Regions from separate parts of the Homo sapiens genome. Here regions 1 and 2 are each linked to region 3. The links are chromatin loops, found by intact Hi-C in ENCODE. Cell type or tissue: GM12878. All regions are shown on one strand. Links, peaks and the distances in the headings refer to the core of each region. The heading gives the core; the rest is flanking DNA.

The links. Hi-C counts contacts between places; a loop is a spot of excess contacts. Peaks named below come from ENCODE experiments on the same cell type or tissue, not always from the same donor. Only the 100,000 strongest peaks of a DNase experiment are listed, where the experiment ranks them.
Region 1: a loop joins it to region 3, with 10 times the contacts of the local background. A loop is called at or near these places in 18 of 110 quality-filtered maps.
Region 2: a loop joins it to region 3, with 7 times the contacts of the local background. A loop is called at or near these places in 8 of 110 quality-filtered maps.

What each region holds. Positions count from the first base shown.
Region 1 is chr9:109,240,379-109,250,626 of GRCh38, forward strand. EPB41L4B (erythrocyte membrane protein band 4.1 like 4B) reads right to left here. Exons shown (of 26, transcript NM_019114.5): 14 at 7,378-7,411; 15 at 3,240-3,304. Among named protein-coding and RNA genes, the nearest start is that of EPB41L4B, 76 kb to the right of the region's middle. In GM12878, for the core only: a CTCF peak has its summit at 4,336 (motif pointing right); a DNase peak (open chromatin) is centred at 4,373; H3K27me3 peaks cover 689 bases.
Region 2 is chr9:109,464,784-109,475,031 of GRCh38, forward strand. The region is part of intron 1 of PTPN3 (protein tyrosine phosphatase non-receptor type 3); the gene reads right to left. Among named protein-coding and RNA genes, the nearest start is that of PTPN3, 28 kb to the right of the region's middle. In GM12878, for the core only: a CTCF peak has its summit at 5,046 (motif pointing left); a DNase peak (open chromatin) is centred at 5,038.
Region 3 is chr9:109,396,019-109,406,266 of GRCh38, forward strand. It overlaps PTPN3 (protein tyrosine phosphatase non-receptor type 3), which reads right to left. Exons shown (of 26, transcript NM_002829.4): 19 at 8,430-8,590. Among named protein-coding and RNA genes, the nearest start is that of EPB41L4B, 80 kb to the left of the region's middle. In GM12878, for the core only: a CTCF peak has its summit at 5,629 (motif pointing left); a DNase peak (open chromatin) is centred at 3,453; H3K27ac peaks cover 392 bases.

The sequences.
Region 1 (10,248 bases), core at 887-8,886, 160 kb before region 3:
TTTTTGCAGTAGCCAAAAAAGATCAGATTTTAGTAATAAAATATCTCAAAGGATGTCAAACATTTTTTAGAGGGCCTAACATGGGCAAAATTACAATTACATATACAAAAATGGCACAAGAATCAACTGATTTCACAGAAATACTAATAAAACATTTCAGGTCTATTATTAAGAGAAAAAAATGTTTGACTCAGGGCTTGAAATGGGGGAAATAAATATTTTGGTACAAGCTTTAACCTAAAAGACAACATATTGATTTCTGGTTCTACCAACAGACTAGGGCAACAACCATCTCATCCTACTCTACAGAATGCTTTGGCACAACTTCAAGAAAACCTTATATGCTTTCATTTGAGCCATAAATGATCTTGATTGCACGTTGCTTTTTAAGAGTGAAGTCTAGGGTAAAAACCAATCCCCCAATTCTGACAGTGTGTATTCACAATTATGTCTTCTGAAATCACGCAAGTTAGCAGCACCAATCATTAAGACATTAAAAATTATTCCCATACTTGAGCAGCAAATTCGATCAAAACAAATGCTATGCAATTTAAGATTAGTACGACTGCTTAAATTCAAAGTAGCTCAACTGCTTTAAGATGTGAAATTCAAAGTCCCCCTGTATCTATATAACATCTAATAAGTTATATACTTTATTTAGCTTCTGAAAGGAGTAACTCTGTCAAGGAAGTGGGTATTGCAGTTTTCCTTGTGATAAAATTAGTTTGAATGTATGTCCTCAACCTAAACAAAATGAAATGTTAACAAATTGCAGAATTTTAGAGTTGGAAAGGACCTTGGAGATCACTTAGTCCAACCCTCTCTTTTCAGATGGGGAAAATGAGGTCAATGAAGGGGAAATGACTCGTCCAGGCCACACTAGGGAAACTGGACCCTAGCAATCTCAACTTCTACGACAGGAATATATGCTGAGCAATCTTCCCAAGCTCTTCTGGTTTTATTTGCTCCCATTAATTAAATAACAAAGAACATCAGGAACATAGTAAAATGATAAACATAGACTTTGACTCCAATTTTAAAATCAGAACATCAATATGATTCCTGAGCCTTTACCTTCATTTTAATGAGAATGCAGTCAACAGTAAATTATGACAAGCTATAGTGGTTTTATCTTCAAATATTTACATGGACACCAAAAACACCTTTCAGGACTACTCCTTAAAGACACTCGTCCAAACACATCCATCCATCTGAGGCCAAGACACTTTTCATGGAATGCAATGAAACTATGAAGGTGAATGGAAGAGAGATGCTTCAGTCTCTCAAAGTGCAGTCATGAGTTTATCTCGATACATCATACTTTGCATCCCTCCTAAGTTCTTCTGGTTCTGGTCGTGGACATAATCAAAATGGCTGTCATCTCCACTGGCCGATGCTTTCCAATGCGACCTGTCATCCTGAAAGGATGGCCTGTTTTGTTTGCAGAGCGAATGGTTAGTGGGAGAATGGAAGAAAATGCAGAAATGTAAGTGAAACAACACAAGCACAAAGGAAATGGGGCAGGGGGAACCATGAGCCATGTGAATGGGGATGGCTATGAATGGAAATGAATGGATTTCCTAGTAAGAATTTTAAAAATTCAGATGCAGATCACCTATGAACTTCCAAGCAGAGCAAGGGTCTGTCTATGGTCAAGTCATCATTTCTCAAAGGGTGTCTCATGGGTCAAGTCCGTCTGGAGAAAGCTAAGTGAAGGTGGAAAATGTTCCATTACTACAGGGCTGCTTGGAGGCATGCCAGCATGCACCATGAATGCCTCAGGCAGCATTTGCCAAAAGTGTTGGACTAACAAACTCTGTTTTCATGGGGTATCTTTGTAGAGCTTGAAAATACACAAAATGTTGGGCCCCACCCCATAGATTCTGATCCAGTAGGTCTGGGGTGGGGCTGAGAATTTGCATTAAACAAGCTTCCAGATGACACTAAAGCTGCCAACAGCAGGCCCACCCCAGAGAGGCACTGTTTACGGCTTTCCTCAGAAGGCCTGCTTCTAGGCCATGCCTCAGAAGGAAACTAACATGATAAAACAGGCAATGATAAGCACAAACTTTTGTAAAAACAATGTTAATTAAAATAGCGTTTCTAGAAATCTCTTCTGTTTCTTACGTCTGAAGAATAAAGCACCTTTGAAATACAGTAAGATTTAGAATTATTACTCCACTAACCTAATCTGCTTTAAAAAGTTAAGTGACTACCAAGTGTTTATAAACAATCACGCTTTGGGGTTACAAAATTCCCCAACAAACTTTTTTTTGGCCTTGCTCTAAGTGGGTTTATTTCCAGCATTTTATTCTCCATACTTTCTCAGAGAAAGGCTAGCAACCTCACCTTTATGCAAACTGAACTTGCCAACTATGTTTCTGAAATAGCTTCACACATAAACACCAATTAAGACTGATCTAAAATTCAAATCTTAAAAGGAACATTTGCTTTCACAAAGCTAGCCTTAAAAAAAAAAAAAAAAAAACAAAAAACCTGTCAAGCCTAACTATAAACACAGTCCAGCAGATGCCAGTTGGCTTAGAAAGGATTATGGTAGGTTGGGGCCAAGGTTGGTAAATGGCAGCCCTCGGCCCAATCCCACTGTTTTTCTAAATCAGTTTCATTGAAGCACAGCCATAGCCTCTCATTTATGGATTGTCTAGGGCTGTTTTCAAAGTACAATGGCAGAGTTAAGGAGTTGTGACAGCGACCACAAAGCAGAATATATTGACTGTCTGATCCTTTACAGAAAAAGTTTATTGACCCCTCAGTTTAGGGAAAAAATATCTATTGCCACAAAAAGCAAACTCATTCCCCCAGCCCACCCCCGCAAAAAAAAAAAAAAAAAAAAAAATCCTTAAAAAAAAAAAAACCCCATGACAACAAAATCCCCAAGCTTTCATCACATTTAAAGTAAACAAATTCTCAGGACAGAAAAATGTTACTTAGAAATTTTCAGTAACATCTTGAACACAAAACTAAAAACCAAGAATATATGAGATCAGAATGATTTTAAAAAATCAATTCATTTTTTATTTCACAAAGCATACCTTTGATACATCCACACACATCACTGGCTACCTTTGCTTTGAAAATTTATTCATCTCGGCCATGACAATGCATCCCTTAAGGGTTATTTCTGATGCAGACTTTCTACTCCTAACTAAGCAGAATCTGAACTTTTCTAGAGAAAGGAAAGCTTTCGAAGGTGCAGCTCTGGAAGCACCAGCACTTACCTGACATTTGGAGAGTGAGGATGCCACCGGGGCTGGCTGGGATGGATATTAGGATGATATTGAGGCTAGAAATAAAACACCAAACTTGATTATTTGATGACCTTTTAATTTCAATGGTCCTCATTCGCTTTGTCTGTTCCTGGCATCCACCCGAGGGGCTGGGGGACTAAGAATGGAAAGGCTATAGACCCTGGCTAGGGGGTGGATGTTTCCCAGGACGATCACGTTTCCCCCTCTGACAAAGGCTGGGGGCTGGCACCCAGTGCCGGTTCTTGCCCTCTCCAGAGGCGGCTCCCTGTGAAGGGGCTGGGAAGCTGCCCTTAGAAGGTGACAACACCGGCCTTGAAGGGGGTCGTCCGGAGTACCAGAGACAAGCTGTATTCATCTTCCCAAGGGAAGAGGCGGAAGGTGTCAGAGAGATGGGGAGAGTGGGAGGCAACTTCTCTCTTCAGAAACAATTTTTGTCATTGCTGAAAATGACAATGACCATGTGGAACAGTTACATCTGCACACAGACAAGGACTGGACAGGGATGCTAAGTGAAGCAGCAGGGCCGTGGGTGAAGGTTTTTTCTTTCTCTCTGGTTTATGCAATAAAAATAATCTTCTAAAATGCAATCCAAAACAAAATACCAAAACAAACAAAACCATCCAGAGCGCTTATCATCCTGATAAAACAGGAGGGAGGGAGAGAGTTTGAGAAGAAGGGATGAGGGGAGGGAGGGAAGGAAGGCAGGTAGGGAAAGAGAGAAGAAAGAAAAAGAAGGGAAGGGAAGGAAGAAAGAGAAAGAAGAGAAGGAAGGAGGTTGAAGGTTGTCTTTTTTTTTTTTTTTTTTTTTTTTTTTTTTTTACAGAGTCTCACTCTGTCACCCAGGCTGGAGTGCAATGGCAGTATCTTGGCAACCTCTACCTCCTGGGTTCAAGCGATTCTCCTGCCTCAGTCTCCTGGGTAGCTGGGATTACAGGCACGTGCCACCACACCCCGCTAATTTTGAAGGAAGTTGTCCATTTTAAGAAGAGAACACAGACCCTGTACTCACAAACGGACTGAGGTGCAGCCCTAGCCGGCTAGGTAGCAGCCTGCCTTTCCACTTCTGGCCTGCAGAGGGCAGTGGTCCTAGACATCAGCAGAAGTCAGGGGCTTCTCAAGGCTCAATCTCCTAAGGGGCAAATTAGGCCCTCCTGACATTTAAGTCACTACAGTCTTGCCACTGTTACTCTTTTAATTATTTCTTCCCCTCCTTCTCAGGATACTTTGCTTAGTAAGCAGTGGCCTGCTCTCTGGCACAGAGAATCTCAGCAGTTCTGTTCGTTCCATTTTCATGGACCTGAGATGCCCTCCCTGCCTGTTCTGTATTCAAGCAGCCTTTCCTTTCTCCTTCAAAGACGCCTGTCAGCAAGCAGACTCTGCAGCCCCCGGAAGGACATGCTGCAGGAAAAGGAATCTGGAGAAAATACCTCAGTAGCAGGATCTGGGAGCTGACCAGGGCTTTAGCATCTCCCTGCTGCAATCTCTGCATATTTCTCCTTTAGGGGCTACAGAAACCCACAGAGTTTAGATGATTTGCCCAGAGTCTAACTGTTCCAGGTGTTTTGATCACATAGACAGGCCCAGAATGAGGTTCCATTCATTGGCTGTTCAACAATAGAGAAAGGCTGACCTAGAACTGGACCCTCTATGTTTTCCTCTGGCTTTAAACACAACCAAATCAGATTCATCAGAGAGAGAGGTGGGAACCTTAGCCACAGACCTGGAAAAAGATTTTGGAAACTTCCTTGGTCTCCTCTGGCAATTTATTCACATTCTCAACTGTCAAGGAGTATTTTAGTGTTAACCCAGCTGGTTCTCAACTGGTACACTCATATCCCTTGGAGGACAATGGGAAATGACTGTGTGCATGTTTGCTTGTCATAGTAAGAGAGAAAAGGGAAGCTAATCATCCTGCAATTCCAGGGACAGTCCCAAACAATGAAGAACTCTCCCTCCCCAAATGCCAACAGCGTCCTCATTGAGAACACAGAGATCCATCCTTTGCAGCTGGCTGACCTTGCAGTGCTTGAAATAAGATAAATGCTGCAACACCATCCTCTCAAATACCCTTCACGGTATTCACATGCCAATCAGGCCACTTCTCAGGACGTTCTCTTCCCGGTCAATTTATTCCCAACCCTTGATAGAACACAAGACCTCTAAGATTGGCAAGGTCCAAAGGACCCGTGGTTGCCAATGATGTTGCGATAACAATGCCTAGATGAGTTTCAGTAGATCTGATTTCAACAATCGCCTCATGTTCACTCTAAGCAGAAAACGCACAGTGAGAACACACTACAGGCTATGCGGAGAGGGCACAGGCAGTGCTCAGCTGCTTTGCTTTTCTAAAATTTTTCTCTCCTTCAAGCACTGATCACCTATCAATTACCTGTCTCTACAACTTTTCAGTTACTCACACCTGAAAACCCCTTAACAAAAAACAATCAGTGAATAACAAGATTCAAGAACCCTGGCCGGGCACGGTGGCTCACACCTGTAAACCCAGCACTTTGGGAGGCTGAGGCGAGCAGATCACTTGAGGTCAGGAGTTTGAGACCAGCGTGGCCAACATGGTGAAACTTTGTCTCTATTAAAAATGTAAAAATTAGCCGGGCGTGGTGGCATACACCTATAACCCCAGATACTTGGGAGGCTGAGGCAAGAGAATCACTTGAACCCAGGATTATTTAAAAATAGAGATGGGGTCTCACTATGTTGCCCAGACCGGTCTTGAATTCTTGGGCTCAAGTGATCCTCTTGCCTTGGCTTCCCAACGTGCTGGGATTACACGCATGAGCCACTGTGGCCAACTCTGAGTTGGTCTTTGAGAGATACTTTAATATACTGATAGGAAGCAAAGGAATTCCAGGCAGACAAACACGGGCAAAGAATGGTGGGAAGAAATTATGGGGCAACAATTATGCAATTCCCTGTGAGTTGAACATATGGAGCGTGATGGGAGTGGTGAGAAATAAATAGAGAAGTTGGAACCAGGTGGTACAAGGCTGTGAATGGCCAGAGAGAGAGCCACCCACAGTGGCTTAGGAAGAATGTGCTTGATCCAGGCTGAGCTGTAAACCACACCTTCCATGTTACCAGGCATGGGTGAGCTGGCAGGCGGCACAGGCCCTGGTTGGCCGTCCTGAGAAACAGCAAGACGCCAGCCATAGAAACGTACCTGTGCTCCTTCCTGCAGGCAATGGGCCTAGCACATCACCTAGCACAGTGCTTTACAAAGCAGGTTCTAGAAACCATGTATCTATTCGTGTTAATGAGTTCACCACTACCAAAAAATGGTAGGGGTTGAGGCTAGCGTTTTTTTAAAAAAGATATGAAGGGGCTGAGGCTAGTGTTTGTCTTTTTAAATAGATGAGTTCCCACTGTGTCGTCTGGGCTGAAGTGCAGTGGTATTCATGATAATAGCTCACTGCAGCCTTGAATTCCTGGGCTCAAGTGATCCTCTCGCCTTAGCTCCCCCAAATAGCTGGCACTACAGATGTACACCACCGTGCCAGCTCAAGACTAGTTTTTTTTTTTTTTTTTTTAATCAGGGGCGTGAGAGGGGAGCAATTCGCAAATAATTTGGGGAAACAATACATTTAAAAAAATAAAACATGTCTTTCTTGCAGGATTTCTCAGTACTTTTATACCTCAGTGGACACTGTAAAATCCAAGAAGGGGAATGAAAGATGTGACATTTCCCAAACATTTGACCAAAACATCCTTTCCTGGAAGCCCATCTCAAGGGACTCATGTTCCCTAGGCCTAAAACACACTTTGACCAAAAGCTGCCTCACTTGAATGCCACTAAGGGGCTGTGTGTGGCCACCCAGAAACTTAAACATATGTCCCTGATGCTTGCCAGTTGACAAGGTTAAGAAAAACAGGCAGTTCAGATGGCCAAGAAGTGGCAGGGGTCAGAAGGAAAGGGCTCTTCTCTTACCATTTTCTCAAAAAAACAAATATTGTTATTATTTTCTCAAAATCTGATTACAAATATGATGACTGCTCATTATGGAAAATTTAGAAACTTTACAAAAACCTTTTTTTAAATTTTATTTTTAAAATTTTCCTTCTTTAAAGAAAACCTTTAAAAGCAGTATCTTACCTGGTAATTATGGACTTCTGGATTTGTTTTAGAGCTAAACAAACAAACAAACAAAAAACAGAAAAAAAAAGAAAAATAGGTTGTAGAGTGGCATTATTAATGATTTATTTAACAATCATGAACTATTCCTATGTGCTACATACTCTAATAGGAACTTCCACATAATGACTTTTTTTTGGTTATTGGCTGTTTAAAATGAACATATAACAAGGAAAACCCCAGACAGCAACTTTCACTTGTCCTTTTAGAGCTCACAAACAGAAACAGTAGGAAATATTCCAGAATGCAGTCTCAATGTCATATTTTGGTGACAAAAATGAGGTCCTGTTTCAGTTGGGCAAACCAAGTAATTTTACTCCCATTTCAGGCCTGCCCTGGCATTGCTGGGAGACCTCACAGCACCGGCACCAGAAGCTCCAGTGATGCGCAGAGCCTCTTCCCACGGCAGGGGGAGGCACCGATCCCTCCTGAGCATCTCCCACTGGGTACTGTGGTGGGAGCCACATGTGGGTCCCCTTGCTATTAAAACCACTGTCAATAATCTGGCCACCACTTTGGAATGTTCTCTCCAGACAAGACTCTGTACTGGGAACTTCACATCTGTTATTATTTAATCCACACGACAAGGCTATGAGGTCAACAAATGTGACCACCTCGTTTTACAGATAAAGGAACAGTTGCCTAACAGAGAGTTGGGAAACCTGCTCAGGGTCGCCTGGCTGGTCAGTGGGAGCCAGGGCTAGAATCAACATCTGCAGAATCCTAAAGCCTGTCTTCTTTCTGCTAAACCAACTTGGCTCTTAGAGGGACTGAGAAAAGGCTCAGGGCTCCTCATCATGATCCTATTTCGATGGAATCTTTTTGTTTGTTTTAAGAGATGAGATCTCACATGTTGCCCGGGCTGGTCCTGAACTCCTGGGCTCAAGCAATCCTCCAGCCTCAACCTCCCAAAGTGTTGGGATTATAGGCATGAGCCACTGTGCTTGGCTGATGAGATCTTAAATGCTAAATATATATATATAGGCCGGGCGTGGTAGCTCACACCTGTAATCCCAGCACTTTGGGAGGCTGAGGAGGGTTGATCACGAGGTCAGGAGATCGAGACCATCCTGGCTAATACGGTGGAACCTCGTCTCTACTAAAAATACAAAAAATTAGCCGGGCGTGGTGGCGGGCACCTGTAGTCCCAGCTACTCGGGAGGCTGAGGCAGGAGAACGGCGTGAACCCGGGAGGCAGAGCTGGCAGTGAGCCGAGACTGCGCCACTGCACTCTAGCCTGGGCGACAGAGCGAGACTCCATCTCAAAAAAAAAAAAAAATATATATATATATATATGTATATATATGGACAGAGCAGGCAATCATTATTGCCAGGAGGTGTGCTTGAAATCAAGTGTTATTGCTGGCTTCTCCAACACTGAGAGGCAAACAGATCATTGTTATAAGTCTTGCTTGGGGTCTAAATGGCTCTGTGTTCTGGTTTTCAGGGAGGACCAGTACACAGAGCTAGGCTCTGAACCAGATCACCTCTGGCTGGACTTCATCAGGTAAGTTAAGCGTTCCGCAAGGTGCTATTTTTCTAGTAGTACCTCTGGAGCCCAGAGCACAATTTCATCCACGGCTCCCACAGCAATCCTACTCACCCTGGGATCCCACAGGCTGTGAAGAGCAATTGAACAGCTGCGAACAGCAGTTATTAGCTCATTTGTTCCTAAAGGGTATATTTATCAGGGCTTTTTTTTTTGGGCAGAATTTTTTTTTTTTTTTTAGTTTGTTTTGGTTCCCAATATATAATCTCCACTAGATGCTGGGAGGAAAATGTAATTTTATTAGGGAGAAACAAGCAAAACAATCACTACCTTAGAGAGCAAAGTAAAGAAATTGGGGCTGTAACTTACAAGCCCCAGAGAATTAAAAGCAAGACACCCCGACAAGCTAAGAAAGGTACAGATACCATTTGGCATACTATCTGCCAGAAGGATCCTAAAAATGGGGTGAATCTAGGGACCTACAACTAACCCATCCAGAATACTGCAACCTCCTCCCACCCTCCGGGGCAGGGGGCGACACAGAGCAGTTCAACAGGACCCCTGAGCCCCTTCATCAGATGCTGAGAACAAAACCCAGAGACAAAAGGCAGAATGACGCTGAAAGTAGGATTTGGAATCAGAGATGCGAGGTTGAGTTTCCAGCTGTGTAATATGAGGGACCAGCTGTGTTCTCTAGAACCCTGGGTTCCTTGAAGGTGCCCTGGAGCTACGGGGTGGGAGGAGTGGCAGAAGAGCAGGCAGGAACTGGCCTCTCCCTCCCCACTCGGCTTCATCCGGAGGACCTCCACATTTGTCTGTTCTGTATTTTGGGCTTTGACATCAGGTTTCTTCTAGAGGGTGAAAATCAGAGGGTAAAAGAGTTTGGAAAAACACTGATCTAGCCCAACCTCCTGATTTGCAAAAAAGAAAACGGAGGCCCAGAAGTAGGAAGGCCTAAGTCTCCAGAGCTGGGTTAGAACACAGCTGGTACCTGGAGGGAGGGTTCCTGATGCCTCAGCCAGGGCTCTCCTCGCTCACCGGGGTATCTGCAACCCGCTCCACCCCGTGCCACGTTTTGCCAACTGTCCTGACTGATAGTGCATGGCACAGTCAAGCTGTGCCCATCTCAAAGACCACCCTCTCAGCCGCCTTGAGACCTGCGCCTGGGATGACTGAGAGCCTAATGAACCTGGCCTACCTACCAGCGGCTGCAGTTCAGACCAAAGGTCCAAACAATGCAAGTCTGTGGTTCTCTCACATGACAGCTTGTCTACTCAACAAGCCAAAACTCACATAAGACAGGCAGTTGTTTCAGAGAGAGCAAGAGCGGTATATGCCGGGCA
Region 2 (10,248 bases), core at 839-8,838, 69 kb after region 3:
TCAATTGCTTTAACATTGAGCAAAAGATATGAGACACAACAGATTATCTGCTGCATGATTCCATTTATGTAAAGTTTACAAACAGGCAAAACTAATCAATGCTGATAGAAGAAAGGATAATGGTTACCTTTGTGTGTAGTGAGGGGAAGGGGGAGATGCATTTTCTGAGATGCTTTTAACATTCTATTTCGTGATGTGGGTGCTAATGACACTGGTGTACTCACTTTGTGACAATTTACCAAGCTCTACATTTATGATTTGTGTACTTTTCCATATGTATGTTTTAATAACAAGTTTACTTTTTTGAAAAAGAGAGTATAATATTTATGAAGAGAGAATTAGAGGGCATTCAAAATCTGACCATGATATTAGGGAACAGTAAGGAAACTGGTTTAACCGGTGATTTCAATGGTGGAGAGGTAGGCAAAAAGACTGGAAAGGTGTGCAACTGAGGACATGACTATATCACGTAGGTGGGAGGATCTAGGCTTCTACAAAGAATACATGAAGCAGCCGGGCACGGTGGTTCACGCCTGTAATCCCAGCACTTTGGGAGGCCGAAGCGGGCGGGTCACCTGAGGTCAGGAGTTCGAGATCAGCTGGCCAACATGATGAAACCTCATCTGTACCAAACATACAAAACTAGCCAGGCATGGTGGCATGCACCTCTAATCCCAGCACTTTGGGAGGCTGAAGCAGACGGATCACCTGAGATCAGGAGTTCGAGACCAGCCTGGCCAACATGGTGAAATTTCATCTCTACTAAACATACAAAATTAGCTGGGCACGGTGGCATGCGCCAGTAATCCCAGCTACTCCAGAGGCTGAGGCAGGAGAATCACTTGAACCCAGGAGGCGGAGGCTGCAGTGAGCTGAGATCTCGCCATTGCACTCCCTGGGCAAAAAGAACAAAACTCTGTCTCAAAAAAAAAAAAAAAAAAAAAAAGAATATGTGAAGTAATTCTACAAATCAAATTGGCTCAGGGAACGGTGAAGATATAACTCTGACAGTGTTGGGTGGAAGAGCAAATAAAGATGAAGGGCCTGAGAGTAAGTTAACTTTTTTTTATTAATTCTCCACAAACTTTCTCTGATGAGCTGGGCCTCTGCATAGGCTATTCCTTCTGCTTGCAAAGCTCTTTCTGCTCCTCTTCATCTGATTAACTCCAGTTCATCGTCAGTGCTCAGCACAAGCATCACTTCCTCTGGGAAGCCTTCCCTGGTCTCCCTAACCAGTCACAGATTTGTGTGACAGAGTTCACTCACTAGTGCTTACCCTCATTTCACACTTAGAACTCATGATGTGTATTTAATATCTGCTTCTCCCACTAGATGCGAAGCCCCACAAGGCTAGGTCTGCTTTTGCTCATTGTACCTCCAAACCTAGGTCTGGTAGAGTTAGTAAATGTCCGAATGAATGGAAGGAAGAATGAAATAGAAAATGAAGCTAAATTTTATAGTCTATATAACATAGACTATATAGCAGTACTGCAGTACAACAATACCGTATAGCAATACAACAGGATAGACAAATTTGACAGAGAAAAATGGGGGAGGGTCTAAGTAGAATGTAGCTAGCTACGGTAGTGTGCACCTGTAGTCCCAGCTACTCTGGAGGCCAAGGTGGGAGGACTGTTTGAGCCCAGGCATTAGAGCCCAGCCTGGGCAACACAGCAAGACTCTATCTCTTAAAAAATGAAAGCAAGCAAGAAAAGAAAGAAGGAATGCAGAGGGGAGGGGAGACAGATGTCCCATAGACCAGTGCTTCTCACACTGCAGTGTGCATACAGAGTGCTTGGGGATCTTGTTAAAATGCAGACTCTGATTCAAGTAGGTCTTGATAGGACCCAAGAGTCTGCATCTTGTCTCCCAGGTGATGACCAAGCTGCTGCTGCCAGGGTCCATTCTGGCAGACGCAAGTCACGGGTAATTGGAAAAGTAGCGCCTAATGTCAGGGCATGGCTAGAGAAAAGATTTGGGAGTCAGTACCAAGGAGTAGTAGGTGACTCAGCTCTTAGACGGATGTGGCCAAAGCAGATTGGAGGACTAAGAAACAAGCTTCAGGGAATGACAGGGGGCACCGGTTAGGTGTAGAAAGAGAAACCGCAATGATGAAAGCTGTGCAGAAAGTACATCCAGGAAGAGAAGCACTTGGTCTCATATCATTATATTTAAGGAGCTCCAAGCAAACCTCCCTTCTTCCTTAGATAAGGATAGAGAGTCTGAAATACTAATAAAAAAAAAACTTCCTGGGACCAGCAGTGCAAAGGAACTTATTCAGTCGCTTATAAAATTCCACCCACCCCACCACCTCCGCCTTGCCCTTTCCAATGAAAATGTCATCAGAAGCAGGGATGCATTTTCTGAGTAATACAAAAAGTTATCAAAAGACAACAAATGTGTTCCATAATGCTTTAACCACATTGACTTTAAAATGTCAATTTTATTTTTTAGTTCTTGTCTAAGAATCTCAGGTGGGTTACATTTTTTTTTTTCAAAAGACACAATAGAACCATTTCAAGTTGGTTTTAGTGGGAGGTGCACATCAGAATCACCTGAGGAGCTTTTAAAACCTGCCTGTCCCCGCACCCCCAGTGGTGATTCAGCATCCTCAGGTGTGGCGCAGGATCACATTCCCTTTGGGAGCCCTCAAAGTAACAGCCAGGAAGACGAGGACTAAAGGAGTGGGTTTCCAGGGAACCTCAGGGTGTGTTTTGGATGGATGGCCTTAGAATACAGGCTCTGCGGAATCTAAGCCATGCACTATGTGGATGAATTCACTGTGTGTGATAAGAGGTGGGCAGTTGTTCTGTGGAACAGCTAAAGCAGAGATAGTCACACAATGACCCCAGGCAGAAAAAAACTAAGATTTGAAACAGGTGCCTCCAAATGAAAGTCACATGGGCTGATGCTCCAATGGTGGACACTGATTTCCAGACTTCACCTGAGCAGCTCCTGCTCGTGCTGGCGTGGGTGCCGCTGGGACTTATTCATTTCACCGTGGTTAGCAATGATGCTGTCCAGCACAGTCACACAGCTAGCTGACAAAATAAAGCCCACCAGCAACCCAGGAGAGACAGACTTCCCTTTCTCACACCCATCTCTGATTGTTACATAAAGGGCTTGAAACCTAATGACAATGTCATAAATAGGTATTTTATGAAAGCTGCAGAAATCTTCCTACAATGGTTCCTAAAGCAAACCTTGGTAAGAATGAGCCTGATGTTGAATAACCCAATAATTGAGCCATGTGGTATTTTCAGATTGTCTTGAAATTACATCTTAAACAATCTGGTCGGGACAATGGATGCTGACTAACTGCCCTGTTTCCTGTACTACAGCAATTGGGGAACTCAGGGTTTCTATGGCTTCCTTTATAAGCCTCTTAATTCTAAACAAAGCCACAACCCAACCAGGAACATGCTGGCCTCTCTGACACAAATGATTACAGCTGCTGCTGATGCATTTTATAATATGGAAGCCAAGCTTGTTCTTTGCATGAGTTTAAAAATCCATTATAGCTTTAGAATGTTTTAAACAATAGCAAACGAAGCTCTATTGTGGATACAGTTTTTTTTTTTGTTTGTTTGTTTGTTTTTTTGAGACAGAGTCTTGCTCTGTCCCCCAGGCTGGAGTACAGTGGCGTGATCTCGGCTCACTGCAAGCTCCTCCTCCCGGGTTCACGCCATTCTCCTGCCTCAGCCTCCTGAGCAGGTGGGACTACAGGCGCCCGCCACCACGCCCGGCTAATTTTTTGTATTTTTAGTAGAGACAGGGTTTCACCATGTTAGCCAGGATGGTCTCGATCTCCTGACCTCGTGATCCGCCCACCTCGGCCTCCCAAAGTGCTGGGATTACAGGCGTGAGCCACCGCGCCCGGCTGTGAATACAGTTTTTAATCAAAGATTATACTTGGAAAATACAGCAAGAGGCAACACCTCACTTTGTAAACAGTAGGGGCACAATAAAGACCATGAGAGTTAGAGTTGCACATGGAAAGTGCCTAGCACATGTGGGACACATACCAGGCACTCAATGAAAGGCATTTTATTAACGTTAAACTTCTAATGCCATTGGGTGCTGTCTACAGATTCCAGATTTTGTAGGGCAATCCTGATTTCAAACGACTTACAGATATATGAATGTTCCATTTCTTAAAGTTTTATGTATCCACTTTAATAAAGACAGCTTGCTAGAGTTAAAAGATAGTTGTGATAGATATGTGATACATCTTTGAGCTGCTCTACAAACTCAGGGGAACCAGAAGCAGTAGCATGCTGGCACAAATTGCCACACCCTGGGCCCATGAGACACCAGAGCCCTGGGAGTCAGGGTTGGGTAACAGGGCTGCTACTAGGGCTCCTCCCTGGCTGCCCTGAAGCCTGAGACAACGAAAGGGTAATGCCGCCGCTTTATTTCCAAAGGGTCTGTCTACATTCGGATCTGGGAAACTGTTCTTTCGCAAGCCAATGAACCATAGACACAAAGAAGGGAGAGGAACACATGCAAATGACAGAGCAAACCCAACTCCACTATTATAATTTTAAATAAAGAGGCCGGCGCAGTGGCTCACGCCTGTATTCCCAGCACTTTGGGAGGCCCAGGTGGGCAGATCACCTGAGGTCAGGAGTGTGATACCAGCCTGGCCAACATGGTGAAACCCCGTCTCTACTAAAAATACAAAAATTAGCTGGGTGTGGTGGGGCACGCCTGTTATCTCAGCTACTTGGGAGGCTGAGTCAGGAAAATCGCTCGAACCCGGGAAGCAGAGATTGCAATGAGCCAAGATCGCGCCATTGCACTCCAGCCTGAGCGACAGAGTGAGACTCTTATCTCAAATAAATAAATGGCAAAGTATTCCATATTCTTATTTTTTAAAGTAAGGGACTTAGGCCTCTAATTGAAGAATATGAGTTCCGTTGAAAAAAAGGAGGAGAATAAGAAAACAGTCTTGATTTATAAATACCCAATTTGTAAGTAACCTGTATAAATGAATCATGGGTGGCTCACTACAGTAATCAACCTACATCAAGCTGGCCTAGCCCAATGCCACCACCTAGTGGCGATCAGAGGAAGACATGCCACCTCCTACGCTGGCATTCAAGGGAAACAGGGACAGCTCTGCTCTTTCTTGCTTATCACTTCCAGTTCAGCTTATTTCAAAAATCCTTTTTGCAGTATAGAAGCCCTTCTCCGTGGCGCAGTCCCCTTTTCCCAATTCTTCCCTATGAACTCAGGAAAGCGCCTTCTTCCCTCTACTTTTTTTTTTTCCTTTTAGCTATTTCTGAGCTCCAACAGATGACCGATCTAGAGAAGGGCATTTCTAGCATGGAAAAGTACATGTACTATCAGCCACCCTAGACAATGATTCATCAAATTAAGTGCACTTCTCGTCAAATGCCAATATTTAACGTATTGCAGACACATGCTTCATTCATTTAGCAGCTAATATAGTACCAGCGTTGTTCTCTCTCGTCACTGTAGACACACAGATGCTGGGTTGCATTATGTGGTATCGAGTTCTTTGTGGGGCCAACCATGGCCCCAACAAGCAACAATCACTCGCATTGCTCACGCCTTTAGGAAGACAGAAACCATGCTTTCCTACTGCTGTTGGTACCTCAAAGAGGACAGCTTCTCATTCCAGTCTGTTTTAAAGCCAGGCCTAACTGTTCCTTAAACTCCTCTGAAGTAAGTGGGGTATTCCCTTCTAAAGATAAAATTTACTAGTGAGACCATCATATCTACAAAAAAAAAAAAAAATTAGCTGCATGTGGTGGCACCTGTCTGTAGTCCTAGGTATTTGGGAGGCTGAGGTGGGAGAATCGCTTGAGCCCAGGAGGTCAAGGCTGCAGGGAGCTATGACCGCACCACTGCTCTGCAGCCTGGGCAACAGAGCGAGACCTCATCCAAAAAAAAAAAAAAATTTACAAACACTTGGGTGGGGATTTATTTATCATTTATTAAGCACTAAGATGAGCTCAAACTAAGAATGTCTGCTCACTGATCAAGATATTAAAAAAATAGTGACTGAAATGAGACTTTCTTTTTAACCAGTGACTTAAAACTAGCGTACACAAGAATCATCTGGGGACTTGTTAAAAATGCAGATTCTTGGTTACCATCCACAGAGATTTTGGTTCAGTAAGGGCCCAGGAAACTGCATTGTAAAACAAAAAATAATTTTCTGGACTTATAGAAAAGTTGCAAGAAAAACAAACTCCTGTGTAACCCTTTTGCCCTGGATTCAATTGTTAACATTTTGGTACATACGCATCTTTTTTTTTTTTTTTGAGATGGAGTCTCACTCTTGCCCAGGCTGGAGTGCAGTGGCGCAATCTCAGCTCACTGCAACCTCCGTCTCCTGGGCTGAAGCAATTCTTGTGCCTCAGCCTCCCGAGTAGCTGGGGCTACAGGCCTGTGCCACCACGCCCAACTAATTTTTGTATTTTTAGTAGAGACAGTGTTTCACCATGTTGGCCTAGGCTGGTCTTGAACTCCTGACCTCAGGTGATTTGCCTGCCTTGGCCTCCCAAAGTGCTGGGATTACAGGCGTGAGCCATCGTGCCCGGCCCACATACACTTTATTTCCCATGTCTCTCATCTGTATACACACACAGACACACCAGGCTTTTCTCTGAACCACTTGCTGCAGAGATCATGCCCCTTTATCTCGAAATATTTTAGCATGTATCTCCCCCTAATAAGGGCATTTCATAACCACAGTACAATTATCACACTGAAGAAATTTAACTGATAAGCACTTATCTAATATCCAGTCCATACTAAAATTTTGCAAATTGTTCCAAAGATGTCCTTTATTTATCTTCCCCGATCCACAATCCAAATCAGGATCATGCCTGGTTTTACTTGTCATATGGAAGGCACTTTTTTTTTTTTTAAAGAGACAGGGTACTCATTATGTTGCCCAGGCTGGCCTCAAACTCCTGGGCTCAAGCAATCCTCCTGCCTCAGGCATCCTAAGAAGCTGGGACTACAAATGTATACCAACGCACCCAGCTTGAAGTTGCATTTTAAATAAATACCCCCTGACCCTCATGGCAATGGTGCAGCTGGTCTGAGAGCCACACGGTGGAAAATCTTCCACCAGACAATCTTCAGAGTTCCTTTTGGTTCTGCCTGTCTATGCTTACAGCCAGGGTCTTTGTTAGGTGGGCATCCTTATGTCAGTTTTACTGTCTACATTACAAGTCACCTCCCAGAGCTAAATAGAGTTTCTGTAGCTTGGCAGCTGTCCCATCACTCGGTCTGGGAGAAGTGCTTCCTAAATCATTGTTGATGAAGTAACAGATTTTCCAGTCTATATGTCAGTGCTGGGATTAGTACTGTTGTCTAAATAGAGAAGAAAGCAACAGGAAAACTGCCATCATTCAAAAAGGACTGTATCACTTGATATTGCATAACCAGATGTCTTGGCTTGTTCACTCAAATGAGTTCACATCATTCACCAACACCAATGCTTAACAATTTGTCCAAATTATAAAAGGCCACACAATGCACACACCCTTCCTCAGAAACCCGTTGAGTCAACCAGCACTTTCTTAAAGCAGCAGCAATGAAACAAGATGCATACATTTTGTGCTATTTATCAGGCTTTGAAAATGTTCTTTTTAAAAATGTTATTTAATATTTTCTGTTTTCACCATCATTTTTATTTTTTTGCGAACGTTCTTAATGAAATTCAGCCCAACTAATTAAAAATTAGTCATTTCAGTTTTCATTTGTGAAATGCCCAAATATCTTAGAAAACACTTTCCTATACATTTCCCTTTATTAGTTTTAAAATAAGTACAGTTGATAACAAAATTACTGTACAACTGGTACCTGGAATTTAATCTTTTTCCTCATAACTCTATAATTTCATAAATTGATCAACACTACCTTCTGCCATTTTTAGCCTGCTTTCTTGGCTTTTAAATTTTCCAAAGTACAATACTACATAACAATACAAAGATAAATACACTAAATACACTAACTTATTTTTAAAATTAGGTTTTAATGTAAACATAATCGTGACTGAATACTTGCTAAACTAGAAAAACAAACGTCCTTATTCAGGGAGGAATACCTCATATGGCTAATTCAACGTTAAAGCCAAGAAACAAATTTATCCTGAACCTATATACTAAAACATTAATTTTTAAATAACATTTTTAAAGCATAAAGTCTGCTAATGAATAACACAGTTGACAATGCCAGTGCTGGTGAACAAAACTTTTTAAAAATTTGGGTATTTATGAATGTGTTAATACCTTTTATGAAAAAATGATTTATGAACATATTTAATACTCGAGTCTTCAGATTTTTCTCTAGCACAAGGGAGACACACTCACACAGGTCACTTTAATAATACAGCACAATACTCCGTCGAATCATCTTGCAGTTGTCAATCCTGATACTCCAAAAGTACAATTTTGGGATCAAATCATTTGTTCTACAGACCCTGTAATTTGTTCGGGGAGTGGCTCTCTGACTGAAGCCCCTGGGAAGCCCGGGTGGAGTCATTTGTAGGACCCGTTGTATTCAAACTGAGATCTGTAATTACTGGCCTTCTTTTCATACGACTTCAAAATGTCAAATAGTTTTCTTATTATGGAGTTGGGGTTTATTTATAGGTTTTATTTATAGGTTCGACACCATGACACTTGCAAAACTAACAAAATAAAAGTTATACTTGATCCTGGCAGGGTAAGAAGTAGTAGTTTTAAGCTCCCTGAAGGGCAAGATAAAGAATGCTGCGGGAGCCGCGGGCAGTTTCGGGAAAGAGGTAATGTTGCTATAAAGAGAAACCAATCTCTTAAGTGCCATGAGCTGGGTTTTCAGTGTTGTGATGAGAAGCTAGTAACTAAAACACAAAGTTTGCCTTGAAGCCGGCAGAAAACTCATGCTAAGTATATTAAATGAAGCCATTCAATTTAAAGAAAAACCTTTTTCTTGAAGTATCACAGAGAGAAAAAGTACAAATGCTAAATATAGTGCTCCCCAGGAGCCCAGCAGGAGCCCCTCATGTCCTCTTCCAGACACTCCCTTCCACAGGTGACCACTCTCTCCTGACTTACAACGCCATCCTCCTGAGTTTTTTAAAAATTAGATTGTGTTAGAAGTTCTTTTTTTTTTTTTTAAAGAGTTTTAGGAAATCTGATTATGATGCAGTGTCAAACAGCACACCCCCAAATTCCACAGGTCTCAACTTTCCCTGGGTTGCTTCTCGGTACCCATGTGGATGTCTTGGGTGGGTTGCAAAGAAATAAGATTTGGTTTTGCCCAGGTAGTCACTGAACAGTGACTGGTAACCTTTCCCCACTGCGCGCCACCTTGGTGAACCCAGACACTTAAGAGCCAGCAAACCTGCCTCCTGGGAGAAAAATAGGGCAAATGCCAGCCCATGGGGGGGTTTTAACCAAGTCATACTGAGGAAAATGACATCAGGACTTACCCCAGACAAGCTGTCCCCACGACAGCCTCCAAGCAACCTGCATCTGACTACGATTTCATGGGCTTGTCAATCTTGTTTACAATTACTTTTAGCCTCCTTGGTTGCTACTTTGGCAAAGGAGTTCCGCATCATTTACTCTCTCGATGTTCATTTACTCTGTGCCGTCTCTGCGCCAGGCCAGGGAGTGGGCAGTATCAAGTTCTAGGGGAGAGGAAGCCCCAGGGTGCTGGAGGAACACAAGGAGGGCTCTGGATCCACCAGGGTGGGGTGGGTGTCAGGACCGGTTCACAGAAATTTCATGGGGAGTCTTGCAGGATAAGGGGTATTGGCCAGGGAGAAGCTGCAGCATTCCAGACACTGCAAAACCCATGTGCAAAGGTTGGGGGGGAAAATGCACGCATGGTATGGGAACTCCACAGAAACTGATTTAGCAGGCGTTCCTGAGGAATAACTGAAATCTTAGCGAAATCTCAGGGCGGATAAGATTAGGTACTTCAAAAATCCAAGGGGCTGTCACACAGAAGAGGAATTAGGATACAATGTAAGGCTGTGGGAAAGTTACCAGCATCAGAATCAGACAGCTGTGGGGGGACCTCAGCTTCATCACTTACTGAGATTAACTTCGGAGAGACTGCTTACCCTCTCTGAGACTCAGTTTCCCTACCTATAAAAGAGGAAGGATTTCCCTAAGGTTGTTTTAATCACTGGAGATAATGTGTATGCAAATTAACTTGCACCTAGCTACTATAATTAGACTGATTTTTTTAGGTCCCAAAGGTTCAATGGGTAGA
Region 3 (10,248 bases), core at 762-8,761:
GCCCAGCTAATTTTAGTATTTTTAGTACAGACTGGTTTTCACCATGTTGCCTAAGCTGGTCTTGAACTTCTGCACTCAAGCAAGCCACCCGTCTTGGCCTCCCAAGGTGCTGGGATTACAGCCGTGAGCCACTGCGCCTGGCCTCAAGTTCCTAAAATTTATCGACTCTTCTCCAGGCCCTGTGGGCTGCTTGGCAGTCTGGTTATGAAACACTGCTCTGAGAAGGCGGAGGGACAGAGTGGAAAGTGAGTGTAGGAATCACAGGTATGTCTTTCTGGAAGGGTCAGGGATGGAACGGAATGAGTTAAGGCTTTGTGATATTGGCCAGAGTATGAGACATGGCTTTTAAGAGAACCTTCACTTTTTTTTCATTTTCCAATTCATCGGAAAAACAACAATTTGCTTTGGTTATTCCTGGGCTGAAGGAGTGTGAGGGAGACAACAGCTCCTGGCTGCAGGTCCCTTAGATTCTGTCCTAGAATGGGAGTCACCAGGAGGCTGAGAGGCAGGGTCACAGGGATACAAAATGACAAAACCACTGAATTTTATGAAAAATTATTAATTTTTATGTCCTAAAATGCTTTGTTCTCATTCTATCAGAGTATAGTTATAAGAAGCTCTGAAGCTAACGGTAAATTATAAAAAGTTCGGCTAAGAGGGGTTGCTAAGGAACAACTGTATTGAAATTACAGTATCAGTATCACCAGCTCTGGCCTCCAAAGACAAAAAATTTGAATGGTGGGAGCAGATGCTCTCCAATGTGGTAGGGGTGCAATGGATGGTTTTTTGGCTTAAATATTTCTTCTTAGAACAAGTCACCTACTATAATATTAGAGAAGGCATCAGGTGACTCTAATCTCCTCACTCAACCAAAGGTGTGCAGCCTACTCACATCCCTCAGGTGAGAGCTTCACACCCCCAACTGGCTCTAACCAGCGGATGCTGGCAAGGCCCAGCAAGTGGAAGCAAGCACTCCGTCAACTCTATGAACAGAAAAAGGGGAATTCCTGAAGGCTGAGAACCCAAGAAGGGGGAAGAAAAAGGGAAAAGGACAGGAAAAAAAAGGGGGACCGGGAATCAAGGAAACCATGGGTAAGGAGACAGCAAAGGCCAGAAGCAGATTGCCTTTCATGCCCTCCACAAAAACCCAGAGTCGACTCCAAGGAACCAAGTTTCAAAATGGCTGTTTGCTGTATCAGCCACTACGGCATTATCTTTATGGGGACAGGAATCTCATTTGTTCACTACCACAAACCCCAGACCAGCATTGTGCCTGGCACATAGTAGGTGCTCAATAAAAATTTGTAGAGTCAAGGAATAATGGGATCTGCTGCTTTCAAAAATGAGTGCCAACCATGTGAATAAAGCATGCCCAAGAGAATTTCAAAGCAATTTCAGCTTTCTTAGACATAGTGCCCTATAACTAAGCTGAGGGTAACCCATTTTTCCCAAAGAGCCCACCCCAAGAGGTTGTTTTAGTACCACTTGGTAGACAAATTAACAGTTCACTACTCACGGGTAGCTCACCCACACTAGGACATCGCTTTTCCTTTGTATCTGACCCAGCCAGAGGGCAAGAGAAACCATCTAGCGGGGTCTTGGAGCCTCTACCTACCTTCCCAGAAAGGTTTGCTGAATTGAAATCGTTGCTAGTAATTTTGGGACCTTCCATAGTGCCCCTTTCCAGGCACAGTCCCAGATGCAGATTCTACTGCTGGCAAACCTAACAAGTATTCTTGCAGGGGCCCTTTCAGACAGACACACAACAATAAGTTATGGCAGCACTTCCTTTAGGTGGGTCGCTGGCACTTGAAATGTAAAGGCTGCACACACGGTCATTCCAAAGCCCCCAGTTTGCTCCGTGTATCCCAGATACACATTATACTGATGATGTTTTCTTTCCTTAAAAAACAAACAAACAAACAAAAACAACAAACTATTTGGAAAACCGTTTTTAAAAATGCAATCTTTTGGGCCGGGCATGGTGGCTGATGCCTGTAATCCCAGCACTTTGTGGGGCCAAGGTGGGCAGATCCCTTGAGGCCAGGACTTCTAGACTAACTTGGCCAACATGGTGAAACCCCATCTCTACTTAAAATACAAAAATTAGCTGGGCATGGTGGCGCATGCCTGTAATCCTAGCTACTGAGGAAGCCAAGGCACGAGAATCACTTGAATCACTTGAACGTGGGAGGCAGAGGCTGCAGTGAGCCAAGATCACACACTGCTGCACTCCTGCCTGGGCCACAGAATGAGACTCGGTCTAAAGGGTTCTAATCTTGAAGATACAATTGCTCTCATTAATTTCTACAGGTGTCAATTTAAACCTCTTATAAAGTTTTCAGCTACCTCTGCCCTTCCAAATGCACCTTTTATAATTATCACAGGAGCCAGTGAGTCACTTGTTTTGACATTAATGGCTATCTTCTATAATGGGCAATGTAGGAGTAAGTAAAGTAAAAACAGGGGCCAGAAGAACAAAGATGGTTTCTGGTTTTGGTGAAGATGGTGGATGCTGAAGTGGAGGGGCCGGGTATCTGAGTTTGACATGACCTTTGGTGGTCTTTTGTAGCCACTGCTGTAATCCATCAACTGGGGGATGCAGGCATTCTCTTGTGGTGTTCCTCATTTTCGAGCTCTTAACTAACAGTGGGCAAGGAGGTAGGGAAGCTGTGAGTCACCTGGTCACTGGATGAAAATGGACACTGGGATCCTTTGTTGCTGGGAAGCTGGTTCTCAAATAAAGGACAGGTTAGCATCATCACTTAGCTTTTATCCAGGAAAGTCTATACCAAATGCAGATCCTGTCCTTTGCTTAAATGGACACTTCAACTCAGGGAACATGTAGATTAATCTCCAAGTTTTTCTTAGGAACAAACAAAAACAAGAGCTTCCTGGAAGTGGTAATTTTGGGGTCAGTGTGAACCCCAATTCTGCTCCTTTACATAAGAGAAAGAGGAACACCCTACCTTGGCTACACAAAGAGTATTTAGGCAGTTTGGGGCCAATCAAAAATACCACCAAACTGCTCCCATTGATGTAGGTCATACAGTGTGGCTACCAAAGGGAATGGCTAATGTTGGAGGATAGAGTGAGGGCTGGGTACACTCAGCAATGGCGAGTTGCCGACAATAAGTTAAAATTTTATTTATTTTTTTGAGACAAGGTCTTGCTCTGTTGCAGCCCAGGCTGGAGTACGGTGGTATGACCATGGCTCACTGAAGCCTCAACCTCCGAGGCTAGAGCAATCGTCCCGCCTCAGCCTCCCAAAGTGTTGGTATTACAAGCATGAGCAACTATGCCTAGCCTAGATATTTAACATATATTCTAATTGTGGCTCTATCTCTGACTAGTTGTGTGCCACTGGGCAAGTCCCTCAGCCTCTCTGATTTTCGTTTTCTCCATCTGTAAAAGGGTGATCCTCATCATGCTGGCCATATCGATTTCACAGTACTGTTGTGAGAGTTAACAGAGACAACATATGTGCACCACACTTGCTAGGTTCCAAAGTGCTCTAGAAATGCTAATTATTAAGTGTGATTTTATGACAGCTGGGACCAAATGCTTTCTGGAACACACTTGTGATTGTTTACTGAAAGCCACAGGAGGGACTTTTTTTTCATAAAGGGAATTCCCTTTATGAAAAAAAAAAAAATGCTCCAAAGCAAGCACTGATAGAAACCAGCTCTCGCAGAAGGGAATTAAGGCTACCCCAGGGCAGGTCTTTCGTGCCATGGAGTGGGTGGTGTGGACACCTGCAGTGGGCCCTGCTGGGGAATAGCCCCTTCCTCTTCCTACTCCTGTCCAGTGTACACCCCCATCAGCCAGGACGCCCACCTGCCAACCACACTGGAGAAGGTAGAGAACTGGAACACCAGGACTAGACGACCCAGAGCTCCAAACCCAGCACAACACAGTTACCTTTTTTTTTTTTTTTTTTTAGCTGTTATCCTGGCTGGAATGCATTGGAGCCAACACGGCTCACTGCAGCCTCAACTTCCCAGGCTCAAGTGATCCTCTCACCTCAATCTCCCGAGTAGCTGGGACCACAGGTGTGTGCCACCATGGCTGGCTAATTTTTTTATGTTTAGTAGAGATGAGGTCTTGTTATGTTGCCCAGGTTGGTCTCAAACTCCTGGCCTCAAGTGATCCCCCTGTTTTGGCCTCCCAAAGTACTGGGATTAGAGGCATGAGCCCTCATGTCCGGCCTGTGACCACCTCTTAGGCAGACATTGGGCATGTTCTACAGACTCTTGGAGCCTCCCTTTATTTATAAATAATAACAGCTATTACTTTTTATGGCACTTTGACCACATACCAGACAACACATTAAGTATTTATCTCATCTAACTCTTAAATGAACTCACAAGATACCCAATTTATATATGGGCAAACAGAGGCCACAGAGGTTAGGGGACGTGCCTAAGGCCACACAGGAAGTGAGGGTAGAGCCAGGATTTAAAATCTGTCTGGCTCCGTGTAGGGAGACAGCCTCTCAGATATTTTCTAGCTCAGATGTTCTATTATTCTAATAACAACTCTCATACATCAACAGCATTTTGTAGTTTTCAAAGGTTATTTCAGAGTGGCTAAGAACCACCCCTTGAGTTGGCCAGCCTGGGTTCCAATCAGCCTTTGACATTTACTGTGAGACCTGGAAGAGGTCACTTAACCTGTCCAAGACTGTGTTCCCTCATGCCTACAACTGGGATAATGACAGCATCTATATAGGGCTCTTGTGAGAATTACCTAAGGTGATATCCTTTAAAGCCTGTGGCACATAGTAAGTGCTCATGAAAGCTTTCCTTTCCTACTAGTTTCTCATTTTATCTGGTTTCCTTTTCTATGCCTCTCCTCTGGCTGCTCTGTAAAACACCATTCTCGCACCTGTAACAGTGGTTTTCACATGATGGTCTGTTTAGCCTAGGGCTCCCTGGGGGCCAGTGAAGGAAGACTGAAGAGGCTGGGCTTTGAGGACCCTACTGGTTCCATCACAGGTCACAGAGCAGACCTGCTTTCATCTGTTCTGTATTTTGGAATTCTGCAAATGATTTTATTAAAAAGAAGGGTTTCCTACTTAAATATCCTACTTGAGGAACTGTATAGACAAAAATGAAGGAAACGTGTACATGCTAAAACGCAACCCTAAAATGTATACGTTCTCCTTTTCTTATGCTATCATCCCACCATACCCTCCAAAGACAAAGCCTCGGATGCACAGCAGTGGTTCCGGTTGGGTCTTCACCTCCTCTCCTCTGGAACAGCGTGTGCATCAAAACAGGTGCTGATCTTGTTAAAAGTATCAGTATCTAGGTCCCATCCTGGTGCTGCCAATCCAGTAGCTGTGGGCGGGGCCTTGATTTAATAAACTCCCCAGGTGATCTCCATACAAGTGGTCGGAGGGTCACCCTCTGAGAAACACAGGTAGGGGACAGGGTGGGTATTTATCTCTAATGTCTTTGAAAACTTTTTAAAAAGTTGAACACTTTTCAAGGGAAATCACCTGTGGGATTCCCATATGTAAAACACACCTCAAATTGGAGCCACCTGCGTGAAGGAGGTTTCATGAACACCGAAAACACCAGCCTTTGGCTTTTCCTCAGTGAGAGCCCACAGCGCCTCCTTGTGGACTATCTGATAAACTGGAACCAGTTCTCGCAGGGCTGAAGGACGGTGGTCACCTAGAGGCATTGCCCAGGATCTGCACTGCGCTGTCCACCCAGGTAGGCCTGTCTCTTTATGCTACGTGATACCCCATGAGCTTTGTCTGCATTTGGGCTGAGATTTTCCTGGAATATGCTCCCCCCACACACTTAATCCTAATCACCCCTTTATTAATCCCACACATCTCACTCCAGGGATCTCCTGGAGTCCCCTCACCTCCAGTTGCTGCAGAACATATATTCTGTATAATAACATCTTACCCTGTCTTGGTCTTCAGCTGTTTCTGGGACACATGATGTACCTCCTAAAATACACTAAAATTAGACTGTAAACTCCTTGGGGCCAGAAACTCCCCTCTCCTTCCCTCATCAGGTTCCTGATCCAGGGGAAATACCCAAGACACACTCGCTAAATCAACAAACAAACGACTTCTCACTGCCTTTCCTGTCCTCTCTAATACCAAAAAACCGGTATGCACTGTGACTGGCTCTTAAGTTCTTCCTTGTTTCGATTTTGGAGTGTGTGAAAATATGAATGAGTTTTACTGCTCAAAATGTGAACTTTTTTGAAAGGCAAGGCCAGAGAAGATAACCTCTACATTTCCTTTTTTTTTTATTTTTATTTTTTGTGAGATGGAGTCTTGCTCTGTCACCTAGGCTGATCTTGTCTCACCGCAACCTCCGCCTCCTGGGTTCAAGTGATTCCCCTGCCTCAGCCTCCCAAGTAGCTAGGATTACAGGTGCCTGCCACCCCGCCTGGCTGATTTTTGTATTTTTAATAGAGACAGGGTTTCACCATGTTGGCCAGGCTGGTCTTGAACTCCTGACCTCAGGTGATCCACTCGCCTCAGCCTCCTTAAGTGCTGGGATTATAGGTGTGAGCCACTGCACCCAGCCTACATTTTCTTCTTTTTAACCAAAAGTGTGAACAGCCTCCTGTAGGCCACTGAAAAAAAGGGCTATTTCCCTTTGTAGAATACTCAGTAATATATCTATTAGTTCTATTCAAGTAATTATAGTTACTACCCTTTTATCCAGACTTCATTTGCATAAGTACATAATTTTTGTTTTATATTGTGTCAAGATGATTAATTAAAAATTTTAAATGGCTGGGTGCAGTGGCTCATGCCTGTAATCCTAGCACTTTGGGGGGCTGAGGCAGGTGGCTTGCTTCAGCCCAGGAGTTTGAGACCAGCCTGGGCAACATGGCAAAACTGCATCTCTACAAAAGAATAATAAAAAACAAATTAGCCAGGAGTGGTGGTGCATGCCTGTAGTCCCAGCTACTCAGGAGGCTGAGGTGGGAGGATCACTTGAGCTTGAGAGGTAGAGGCTGAAGTGAGCCAAGATGGCACCACTGCACTCCAACCTGGGTGACAGACGCCCTGTCTCTAAATAAATAAATATATTAATTAATTAATTCCCTGTTGATTGTTTTGGCGGGGAAGTCAGTCACCTTTACTTTTTGGCTTGTGGATTTTTGCTTTCTACTGCTGTTCAATGCACATTGCTTTAATGTGTTTTCACATGCATCATAAAATCAATCTTTCACTCAAAGCTCTCTGCTTTGCATTCCTTCATTTTAAACATTCCTATTACTCATGCCTTCCTCAATTACTCTGCAGTCACACACATTTCACAAATGTCCGAGTTTTGCTTCTTTTTCCTTTATGTGGTTTTCTAATAAATAATGCATTGTTGATTTCTGTTCTTGAGTCCCATGTGACTCTCTTCCTGAATTTATGAACCCAGACTGTTGTTATTTCTAATGATGATCTATTTTCTTTTGTTGACCTATTTTATGCTTTTTGGTGTTATTTCTTTTATTACAGGAATTACTCTGTTTTCTTCTACTTTTAAATAAATTTGGGAGATGGGCTGGGTGTGGTGGCTCACACCTGTAATTTCAGCGTTTTGGAAGACCGAGGCGGGAGGACGGCGTGGGACCAGGAGTTCATGACTGGCCTGGGCAACACAGTGAGACCCTGTCTCTATTTTAAACAACGACAACAACATATTTAAAAAATAAAAATAAGAAAATAAATTTGGAAGATGAACACATTCTATTTTAATTCTGTTAGTGATCAGTAAAACTGGCTTAAAAGCTGAGTTTCCTTTGGTTCCCTTTTGTTTTATAAAAAATGTCTGTGTGTACCTTTGTCAACAGCCTGAATCCTATGAATCACAGGTTCCCCTGGGGAAGATGGGGGTTTGAGTTTGGTTTCTTACTTGTGTTTATAGGGTTCTGGGCAACTTGGGAGGGCGAGACACTATGCCCTCATGGGATAACACTAATTGCTCCAAATTCCAGCACATGGCTGGGGGTGGTCAGAGAGCTGGTTCCTTCACCCACAGCCACCTCTCCACTGCCTTCCACTGCTGGGAGTTTTGAGCTTTTGTGTTGGCAGTTAAATACACTCAGAGTCCCTCCTCCTCAGTTTCTGGCATGTTTCTCCATGACTACCAAATGTTACTAGAATAAGAGGGTGAGACAGAGTTCAGCGAGGGTGGCCACCCTGATCCCTGCTTGCTGCTCCGAGCCTGAGAAGGGGGCTGCCTGCTGTGCCCTGTTATCCACGACAAGCACAGGCCTCGCCCTGTCAGTCCTCAGAGACTCAGTTGACTGCTTTTGGTTTGTGAAACACACAATCATCTCGACCAAGGAAACAAGGGCTTGTGTCTCTGCCTCATTTCCTCCACTGCTCAGAGGCAGGGGCAGCCCAATAGGCGACATGGCAGTGGGATTCAGCCTCCAGAGGGTCTTACCTCAAACTGGATCAGCACCGTCCCGCTTTCGAGGCCCTTCTTTAGCTGTGCCATGGATCCCTCCAAAGTGTCCCCACCCTCCGGACACATGGGGAAAATGGCTTCGGGGAAAAGCTGGTTCAGTTCATCTTCAGACTTGAAGTCAGCAAATGAGCGGACAGCTGTAACGTACAAGACAGTGCATCTGACTTGTGTAGCAATACTCAGGTTTATCCGTCTCCCTCAAACAAATCACACCTATGACACCTGAATGCAGATGGTTCAAAACATCTTATTAAATGATTAAGCTACATGGTAATCATTTTCACCAAAGATACTACTTCTAGGTGAATGATTCAATATGTGTTAATTACATAAAATGACATACTAATCTTCCTGGTTAGTTTTAAATAATGGTGTTTAACACTCAGAGGCTTTTGTCAAAGGTAAAGAAAAGAGAAAGAATGTTATTTAAAAAAGCATATTGTTTCTGCTTGCTCTTTCTGACCGGGTTATTCTTCTACCCATCCCGACTCCCCTTTCTTTCTCAGGTTTTTTCATTTACTTCCCTAAAATGGGCATTTCCTCAGGCATGAGGGTGAGGTCCCAAGCTTTTCCTGTGACACCATCATTCCTGAGAGCTCAATCCCTAACTCAGGGCCGTTTCTATGTGGGAGGCTCCCACGTAAATATCGTAGTCCTAGCATCTCTTCTGTGCTTCAGCCTTACCTCTTTAGTGCACGTTTTCCCTTCATGTTAAATTCAATACAGGTGAAAGCAAAGCTAGGACCACCCCCCCACAACTCCCAACCTTGCACAGGTGGGGAACCGGAGAGATCTGGTAAGGCCTCACGGAGGAGGTGGGGTCAGAGCTGGTCCTGGTGGCTCTGGACTGAGAGTTGCAGTGGGAGCAGAGCCGAGGCAGGAGCACAGCAGTATGGAGTGTCAGCCAAACGTGTGAGGCAGGCAGAGACGCAGGGCTTTGCAGACACAACCTTCATTTACTTTCAGTATTTTACAGCTGTGCACGGTGTTCAAGGAACTTGACGTATTATTTTATAACAACAACTATAAAGACAACAGTGTGATGCTCAGTAGAGGCTGTCCTTCAAACCTCTGCTCCCATCAGGCAGCAATGCAGGTACTTTCCAGTCTAAGTGCCATTGATTGATTGAATGATTGAGATGGAGTCTCACTCTGTCACCCAGGCTGGAGTGTAGTGGCACAGTCTTAGCTCACTGCAACATCCACTTCCTGGGTTCAAGCGATTCTCCTGCCTCAGCCTCCTGAGTAGCTGGGACTATACCCACATGGCACCATGCCTGGCTATTGTATTTTTAGCAGAGATGAGGTTTTACCATGTTGGTCAAGCTGGTCTTGAACTCCTGACCTCAAGTGATACACCCACCTTGGCCTTCCAAAGTGCTGGGATTACAGGTGTGAGCCACTGTGCCTGGCCCCAAGTGCCATTTAATCTTCACAGCAACCCTGTGAAGTCGGGACCACTGCTGTCCTCCTCCACACCTGAGCCAGCTGAACCACAGACTGGTTATGTAACCCCTGCAAGGTCCCCCAGCCCGCAGAGGCAGAGTGAGGAATCACCCGAGACAGTCAGACCCTGCTCTCCTCACTGCCTCCCCGACAAAATCAAACACGCACGAATAAAATATCACCAGATCCTTTAAGAAGGGGCTGAAAATGCAAATGTCTGCAGAGTCATGCCACTTAGAGAGTGCGTGATGTGGGCTGCGCTGGGCCTGGGAGGAACTGGGAGCTGGGGGCTCATGTCCTGTATAAAGGGGCTGCAGGGGCGCTGTCTCCCCCCAGAAGACTGGCCACA